3 separate regions of the Homo sapiens genome follow, and regions 2 and 3 are each linked to region 1. Evidence: chromatin contacts called from ENCODE Hi-C or POLR2A ChIA-PET data. All regions are on one chromosome and are shown on one strand. Each heading gives the region's core, a stretch centred on a gene start or an enhancer-like site at or near the end of the contact. The rest is flanking DNA. Distances are from core to core; before and after follow the strand shown. Region 1 holds the start of RDX (radixin). Region 2 overlaps LOC100132078 (a long non-coding RNA gene). Region 3 holds the start of C11orf65 (chromosome 11 open reading frame 65).

Region 1 (2,700 bases), core at 5-2,504:
TCTATGTCAAAGTACTCGTTTATCAAATAAACCCTTATTATCTTAGACTTTTATATTTACATCCTGCCAGTCTTAGTGCCACAAGAATGCCATCGAGTTCCTCAGCAACGTGTCTTCCACCAAAATCTCAAATGTATTTTAAAATATATTTTTATGAAGTTGACTTTTAACACATTTCCAACCTAGTAACTACTCTTTAAGGAAAAAAAAAAACCACCAAATATTGGGAATGTCTGAAGAAACATGACATCTGTCTAGGAAGTGATGTAGTCTGTTTAAACTGAAAAAAAAAAAAAAACAAAAATGCACTGCCCCCTTTCAAAGTTAGTCCGGGAATTGAGTTTAGAATCCTTTAAAGGAAAAGAGGGATATCATGTACTGAACTTGTCTGGTGGGGTCTGAGACACTAAAACTGAGCGGCCTCAAGGGCCCGAGAAAGTTACAGGGCTCCGAGAGCTGCAACAGCAGCAGGTAGAGCTGCGGCCGGGAACCGCGGCCCTGGCCTGGCGGGTGCGAGCGGCGGGAGCGACTGGCGCCCCAAAGCCTGTCATGCAACATCCCCTTTGCCACTGGGGCGGAACGCACGCTCTCTAGTAATTTAACACCCCTCCTTTCAAACTGGAGGCCGGGGAACAAGTTCTAATAAATGTAAAATCGAATTCTACCTACGCTGAATATCTGGATTTTCAAACAACCCTTGGGACCATGCCAGCCCGGGCCCGGGGCCCAGTCCAGGCAGCGGGAGCCCACCGTCCCCAGGGCGCTGGGGGTCCGACACCGGCGCTGAAGGCAGACTCCGCGCCCCGAGGAAAGGAGAATCCCGCGGCGGCGAAGGTCGACTTTGGCCCGGCCAGGCACGTTCGGGCCGCGGCTCAGCCACGACTCGGGCAGGGCCTCGCGGCCCCTACCAGCCCCGGGAGGAGCCTGGCCGGCCGGGCCGTTACCACAGTGGCGCCTCGGCCAGCTGGGCGCGAGCGGAGGCGCGCCAAGCCCTGGCGGCGGCGCCACGGCCGGGCAGCACGGGCCCCGCAACTTCGCGCCGCCACCTTAGCGTCTCCGGAGGAACCGGGAGCGGGGAGTGGGGGAAGGGAGGGCGCCGCGCCTTACCCGGAGAGCGGGCGGCTTCTGCCCGCCGGCGTGTGGCTGGGGCGCTGCGCGGCGGCGCGGCTGCGACAGGGAGGGAGAAGCGGTGGTGCGAGCGCTGGCCCGCGGGAGACGAGAGGCGCCGCCGCCACCGCAGACAGCTCCGCAATATGGCCGCTCGGCGCCTCCGCGGGAAAAGGCGGGGCTGCCCGGCGCCCCCCCGCCTCCCCCTGCCGGCCGGCCGTCCTCGCGCCGCGGACTGAGCGCCAACGCCGCCGCTGGGGGCCGCCCCCGCCCCGCCCCTCCCGCAGGCTCGCAGCCGCAGGCCTGGCTCCGGGCGTGGCCGGGGGTCGCGGTCTGGGGCCGGCCAACGCGAGGTGGGTGGCTGCGGGCTCGGGAGCGCCCAGGGAAATAGGGCGAATGCGCCGGAGGGTCGAGCCCTTCCAGAGAGCGCTGGGCTCCAGCTAAACCTGCGGTCGAGGGAAGCGGAGCCGCCCAGCCCAAAGCTCGGAGTGTGCCCGCCGCCTCCCCAACGAGTGGAAACTTGAAACTCCCGCTGGTGCCAGCAAACTCACTGAGGGCGTTGCCGTCGCCCCCAGAGGAGGAATTCTTCCCAGAGGGAGCCGGGGACCAAATGAAGCGTGAGACTTGGCTGTTAGGTTTGAAGATCCTGGACTGGGAAGGAGAAAAGGGCCTACCTGAGCGGAATTTAGATTTGCAACAAAGAACGTTTACATTATTTTGGCAGGTTTTAGCCAACTAGAAAAACTTAATTTTTCAGCGACAATTTTCAAACTTCACCAAAACCTCAATGGATAAGACCCCAAATCAGGAGTGCAAATTTTAATCCAAGCAAGGATGTGTGATAATTTTTTATTACCAACGACATGCTTTGGCAGTTGGAAGGAGTTGGTTAGCAAGAAAAAGTTGGAAGTAGGGCCCCAAAGAGCCGCCAAACCTACATAATTCTAGATTTAGAGAAAGTTAGGCATTCGATCTTAAGACTAAGTCTAGCCCACTCACTTTAGTTAGTGGCTGGGATGAGACAGGAAGCTCCTGACTTCTGGATCAGTCTTCTGTCATCTAATCCATGCTGAGTCCCCTCAGTATTGTCTGCTGGGATGATTCAGGGAGCAAAACTTGCTATGAGTATACAAACAGCAAGCGCACAAAATCAGATTCGCCTGGCTTGCCCTGTTTGCAATACTTTTTTTAGCTTATCTTTTGTGAACAAACTTTAGATTCAAATAACAAAACGCCTGAGTATACTTACTTTTATAGGACAAATAACTCCTATACTTCCTGCCTTAGCATTTACCTTAGGTGAGACAGTAGCTTTTCCAGGAAATATCTGCAAATCACTTTCACTAGCCTGCCTCTTCAGTGAGTTTCCACTATTGCCCTTTGAGACCTCTCCGAACAATTAAAAGCCCCCAAGAGACTCAAGGGTTAAACTCAAGGGCCTTTAGATAGCAAATTCCTCAAGGATGGGAACCAGGTGTGTGACTTGCGACCAAATAGGTTCTTGTGGTTCTTAGGGACCACCAAAAGATCACTCCTTACCTCTCCCTAGGGTGCAAGAATTATCCTGGTTATTGTTCAGCCTACCACATCAGG
Region 2 (2,700 bases), core at 172-2,671, 1.1 Mb after region 1:
AGAATCCCAAAGAGGTTAAGTGACTTGACCAAGATCACTCAGCTAGCAAATAGCAACACCTACAATAAGACAAAAAAATAAAATCTGTAAGAACCAAGTCATAACGGAAGAATGGCGAGTGGGAAGAAACTAATTTTATCATAAAACTTGGGGAGAGAATGTTATAACTCAACACAAAACTTCATTGTAAGCTTCCTGGAAGCCCAGGGGAGAAGGAAAATGGGTTGGGCTTTATCCAAAGGTTACCTCAGGCAAATTTTAAGAGAGTCTTGTGACACTAGACCAGAAGCATTAAAGACGGGTGGTCGGTGTGAGCAATGCCACTCTAGAAGGCAGAGTCGGAGAGAAGTGCAGAGTCAGAGGCCACTGGGGTAAGTAGATTGAGGTGCCAAAAAGGCCAGCAACAGAGGTGGAGTGAGATAGAGACTAGAAGGAGGTGGAAAAGGTTCCAAACACAGAGAAGGCAAGAGTCAGCGTAAACCATCAATGCAGGGGAGGGTCAGCACTCGAGTGAGTCATGGAAATGCAGAATTCCGATCACAAAGTCCTTTTATACCTTGCTACTTAAAGTGTGGTCCTTGAACCAGCTCAGGAACTTACTAGAAATATAGAATTTCAGGCCCCATCCAGTTCCACTGAATCAGAATCCACATGTTTCACAAGCTCCTCAGGTGATCGGAATGCACACGCCGGTTTGAGAAGCACTGCTTTGGCATGGGCCTTGGTGAATGCCCACATAGCAGTAGACTCTGAACACACACCCAGTGCTGTGATAGGTGCCCTCACATTCATTATCTCCTGGGATCCTCATAACAATCATACAATAAAGATATCCTTTTTGTACTCATTTTACAGATGAGGAAATTGAGGCTTACAGTCATACCTAGTGAGAAACAGAGCTGAGACTTGCCCAAACCAATTACCTTCCATTCCATTCAATTCATTTCTATTGGCATTTCAGTTAGAATTTATCCTGGCCAAGGCAATAGCAGACAAGCTGCTGCTGGCATCATTCTGAAGGGTAGAAGCAGGGGACCTATATCAGAGTGTGTTACAGCAAGCAATGGAGGAAGGCTCAGCAGTAGGTTCTGATCGAAGAGAAGGGGACAGATGAGAGCAGGTAGGATGGATGTCTTCCAAGAAGGTACAACCAGAGCCTTCCGGGAACATGGCAAATTTGGCCCTGAATCCATCCAGAAAACAAGTCCTTCATATTACAACTGGCGTAGCTCCAGCCAGGCCACGCTGCCCTATCTAAGACCCTCCCCTTCCCGCCCCCACCTCAGCTAGCTGCAGTGGTGTGTTACCCTTCTGACTGTTCCGTTCATTCAGCGAAATGTCAGTGTAGGAGCAAACTGAGAGTGAATGTGTCTTTCATTTGCCAATTAGTCATGTACCACCTAACTGCTCATGTGTGTGATTTGAGCACGTGTGTTACATGTTACTTAATTTTTCCTTTATTGGTGATTGGTTTAATGAAGTTGCACATGGGCCAGGATGGTCTTGTATCTAATTGGCTTCCACAGAGTACAAGGTGGACACAGAGTGCATGTTTAATAGATTTTTAATGATGGATCACCTCTTCTAGAGAACAAAACCAGAGCCCTCAGTCCCTCAATGCCCCACCAGGGAGAGCGGTCCAGGTGGAGGAGATGAGTCCTGAGAGCTGAGTGGGTCCACCTACATGGGTTGGCCTGATGGTCCCTTCCTCGCCCAGTTGAACCCTCCTATCAGGGCTCAGGGAATCCCTGACACGCCTCTCCCCTCCTCTTTCATCTTCATGGGAAACAGAAACCACCAAATGTGGGTGTGTTGTGTGAAGACACTAGATGGTGTTCTCGTCCGGGCAGCTGTTTTGCTGTGTTGTTTTCCTGCCCCTTCCTGAGAAGATAAGATCTGGACAGGCTTATGATTCTCTCCCACAGACCCTCAAAGGCAACAAGCAAGCCAAGTTCATTTCTCAGGCACCTTCTCAGAAGCACACCCCACATCAGTATGTTTAATGAGATCCGGGTCACTTGAAAGCAGCAGCGAAAGCAGCTTCCCTAAAACACAGGGCAAGATCAGTGCCTCCTCTGAGCTTCCCTTTCTTCTCCCAAGATCCCCAGGCAAAACTGATTTGCATGGGCAGCCAACTTGTACCTCCTAGAAGGAAACTTGAAGCCTGAAGTCGCTGGAGATACCAACACCTTCCCCAGCTGTAGGGGGGTCGGGGGAGATGAGCACTTAACAGAAAACAAAATTTGCAGGTCTTTGGGGAGGCTGGGGAGAGGGAAGAAGACTGCTCTGGAAAACACAGAAGGAGAATAAAAGACAGAAACAGTTAAAAAGAATAAATGACTATGAGCACAAACTCTGCTACCTGGCTTCAAAATGGGATTGCAGTTGCAAGATGGCCCCAAGATATGAACTAACTCCTCTGGGACCCAGATCGAAGCCCAGGTGGCAACTGCACCTGCCTCACCCAGTGCAGAACACAGAATTAGTCCTGCTCTGCAAAGCCCTGTTATTGGCTTACTGTTACCAGTGACCCCCGCCTCCCCTGCAACCCAAAAGGACGGAAACCTAATTTTGATCACTTTTCCCTCCTCCAAAGCTGCTTCTCCTTCATTCCTCTACAGACCCCCTTATATTGTAAACTGGCAGCTGATAATACCATTCACTTTCAAACCAATGTTTACTGAGAAGTCAGAGGAAGTG
Region 3 (2,700 bases), core at 48-2,547, 1.8 Mb before region 1:
AGATAAAATAACCATTGTGAAAACCCTTCATAAGTTTTAAGATACTAAAATGTACTACCAGGCCGGGTCTGGTGGCTCAGGCCTGTAATCCTAACATTTTGGGAGGCCAAGGTGGGCAGATCACCTTAAGTCAGGGGTTTGAGACCAGCCTGGCCAATATGGTGAAACCCTGTCTCTAGTAAAAATACAAAAATAAACTGGGTGTGGTGGCGCACACTTGCAGTCACAGCTACTCGGAAGGCTGAGGCAGGAGAATAACTTGAACCCAGGAGGCAGAGGTTGCAGTGAACTGAGATCACGCCACTGCACTCAGCCTGGGCAACACAGCGAGATGCCTTCTCAAAAACAAACAACAACAAAAAACTAACCAAATAAAATGTACTATCAAACAACTGCTCAGGCAATGAAGTATTTTACTACACCCATGTGCCACTTGTAGATTCACAGATAAGTATTTTCCAAGCTTATTATATCCCTAATCAATAAAATTTTTTATCATAATAGATGATGTTTTCACTTATTTATTTTTACGCTTCGTGGAAAAAAGCCCACAAGACGTGTTTGGATTCTTGGTTTCACTTTTAAAGCAGCAAACAATCTTTACTTTGCTTGAATTGGAACCTGTATACGTCCTATTTTGTTTCCTCTACTAAATTTATTGAATAAACAAATGATTCGCGTGGCCTTTATAAGTTTCGTAATTTCGCTTTTCCTTTTTACCTGTGGTCCTTGATGCTAGGGGCAGGAGAAGAAAAACTAACCTATTCTTTAAAAACGCGTTTCCCTTTTCCATCTCTAAAAAAACTGAAAAGACGTAAAACAAATGGGAGGGGGCAAAGGAAAGAAATGAGGAAAAATCTAAGGAAGATTAATGTGTACTTCCCGGTCAGCGGGAAGGTGGACGGAGTAATATCTTTGCGGAGGATTGGGGTGTGGGGATCTGTGAAGGCGCAGTATGAGCAGTAAGGACTTGTCAACCAGCCCGACGCAACTTCACCGAGGGCGAGGAAAGGAGCTCTGAGGAAGGGGTTACTCCCGGGCAGGACTGTAAACCAGCTGGAGGCCTCGCTGGGAGGGCTTTAGAGGAATGAAACGTCCTTAAGAGGGGCGGATGGGGAATGGTATCAAGGGTATGGGTTCTTTAGGGCCTTGAAACAACGAAGGCTCAAACCAGTGGGCACAAAGGCTACCGGAACAGTAGTACGCGCTGAGAGAAGGGACACTATTCCCTTCACCTACCAATCGCTGCTGGCCCGGGCGCCGCTGGACTCCTAGGTAACGTCGCAGGCGGAAATGACGTAACTCAATCCGTTCTGTCCCGCCCCATTGCCCTCCTAGCCCCGCCTTCTAGGCCCCGCCTTTCCTCTATTCGCGCTCTGACAAAGTGCAGGGGATATAGACCAACCGCTTGTGAAGGCTGCTGGTTCTGTTAGAAGCCCGCTTTCGATTGTCAGTGGCTTTGAGGCAAAGGATTTTGGAAGGGAAAGCAAAGTGATTGTCTACGAAGTTGGGCTTAGTATATAATAAAGCCCAGTCATTTCAACCAAGAACCTTAAAGATGTTGAGAAATATAATGAAATATTTTCTATTAATTTTTGTAAAATTTTTCTTGAGATAGGGTCTCAATCTGTGGCCGAGGCTGGAGTGCAGTGGCGCGATCTCGGCTCACTGCAGCCTGGAACTCCCCTGGCTCAGGTGATTCTCCCACGTCAGCCTCCCGAGTAGCTGGGACCGTAGGAGTGCACCACCACGCCAGGCTCATTTTTCTATTTTTATTAATAGTGGCGACAGGGTTTCTCCATGTTGTCCAGGCTGGTCTTGAACTCCTGGGCTCCAGCGATCCCCCCCTACCCCATCTCCCGCCTTGGCCTCCCAAAGTGCTAGGATTACAGGCGTGAACCACCGCGCCCGGCCTATTTAATTAGTTTAATTTATTCATTTGAAAATGAGACAACTGATCCTTCTAGCTATTTGACAGGTCTTGCTCAAGGTCAAAGAATACGTGACTTGCAGTCCAATGTTATTTCTAAATGTAAGCTCTTCAGCTGGTTAAGCTAAACTGCTTTAAGTGAAAACAGACGACCTCTTGAATGAGTTTTCAAATGACCTTAAATAATGCAAGCACTGCTTATCTAAAGCAAGTCTGACTTGCTTGAATTCTGAGTCTGACACTTTGGCAGTGCTTTAGTTGGTCACAGATTATTGCAATGTGAAAAAATCTTGTTCAGAACTGCCCAGTTTTGCTATGTTCGTCCTATGTTCATGCATGGAATATAATTTGTTTGTAAGGAAGATAAACTTTTAAGGAGGGAAAAGAAACACCTGAAGAGAAATTTCCCTGTATAATGAAAACATTTGTACAGAAAAAATTCTTGGTAGGTTAATTCAGTGACTCACTGAACTTCCAGAGTTCTTTAAAATCATCACAATCATAAGCAAGGGGTGAGCTTCAGTTCCTCTTTATGTAGTTGCCTTGATGCATTAATACACAGTAGTTATGAACAATAAACTGTAAAAATATAGTCATGGAAACATTATGTATATCTTAATTTTCAATCTAATAGAAACTGGGTTAAAAAATTTAAATTCAGGCCAGGTGTGGTGGCTCACACCTGTAATCCCAGCACTTTGGGAGGCTGAGGTGGGCGGATCACTTGAGGTCAGGAGTTCAAGACCAGCCTGGACAACATGGTGAAACCC

Evidence for each region. A loop is a pair of places that touch in the nucleus more often than their neighbours do. ChIA-PET counts read pairs that join two places held with the same protein, here RNA polymerase II (POLR2A). Pooled maps may share reads with other maps.
Region 2: a map with no recorded cell type shows a loop between it and region 1 (4-fold over the local background). The contact joins the enhancer-like site here to the promoter of RDX in region 1. A Hi-C loop is called at or near these places in 3 of 37 single-sample maps with no recorded cell type and 4 of 50 pooled maps.
Region 3: a loop to region 1 is called in a pooled map, with 10 times the contacts of the local background. The contact joins the promoter of C11orf65 here to the promoter of RDX in region 1. A Hi-C loop is called at or near these places in 5 of 50 pooled maps. POLR2A ChIA-PET finds 5 or more read pairs at or near these places in 2 of 52 experiments (A673 and activated naive CD4-positive, alpha-beta T cell).

Annotation. Positions count from the first base shown.
Region 1 is chr11:110,295,360-110,298,059 of GRCh38, forward strand. RDX (radixin) reads right to left here and starts at 1,255. Exons shown (of 14, transcript NM_002906.4): 1 at 1,108-1,255. RefSeq lists an enhancer at 352-1,224 and silencers at 438-497, 628-727, 738-787, 838-1,637.
Region 2 is chr11:111,412,696-111,415,395 of GRCh38, forward strand. LOC100132078 (a long non-coding RNA gene) reads right to left here. Exons shown (of 4, transcript NR_046085.1): 3 at 2,143-2,286; 4 at 1,547-2,045. It also overlaps a transcript of BTG4 not described here. Among named protein-coding and RNA genes, the nearest start is that of POU2AF1, 35 kb to the left of the region's middle. RefSeq lists an enhancer at 1,577-1,916. Within about 2 kb of position 1,422, at least 4 of the 41 ENCODE cell types and tissues checked have a DNase peak (open chromatin) inside an H3K27ac peak, as active enhancers do.
Region 3 is chr11:108,466,232-108,468,931 of GRCh38, forward strand. C11orf65 (chromosome 11 open reading frame 65) reads right to left here and starts at 1,298. Exons shown (of 9, transcript NM_152587.5): 1 at 1,240-1,298. RefSeq lists enhancers at 517-1,369, 1,310-1,454 and a cis regulatory region at 1,382.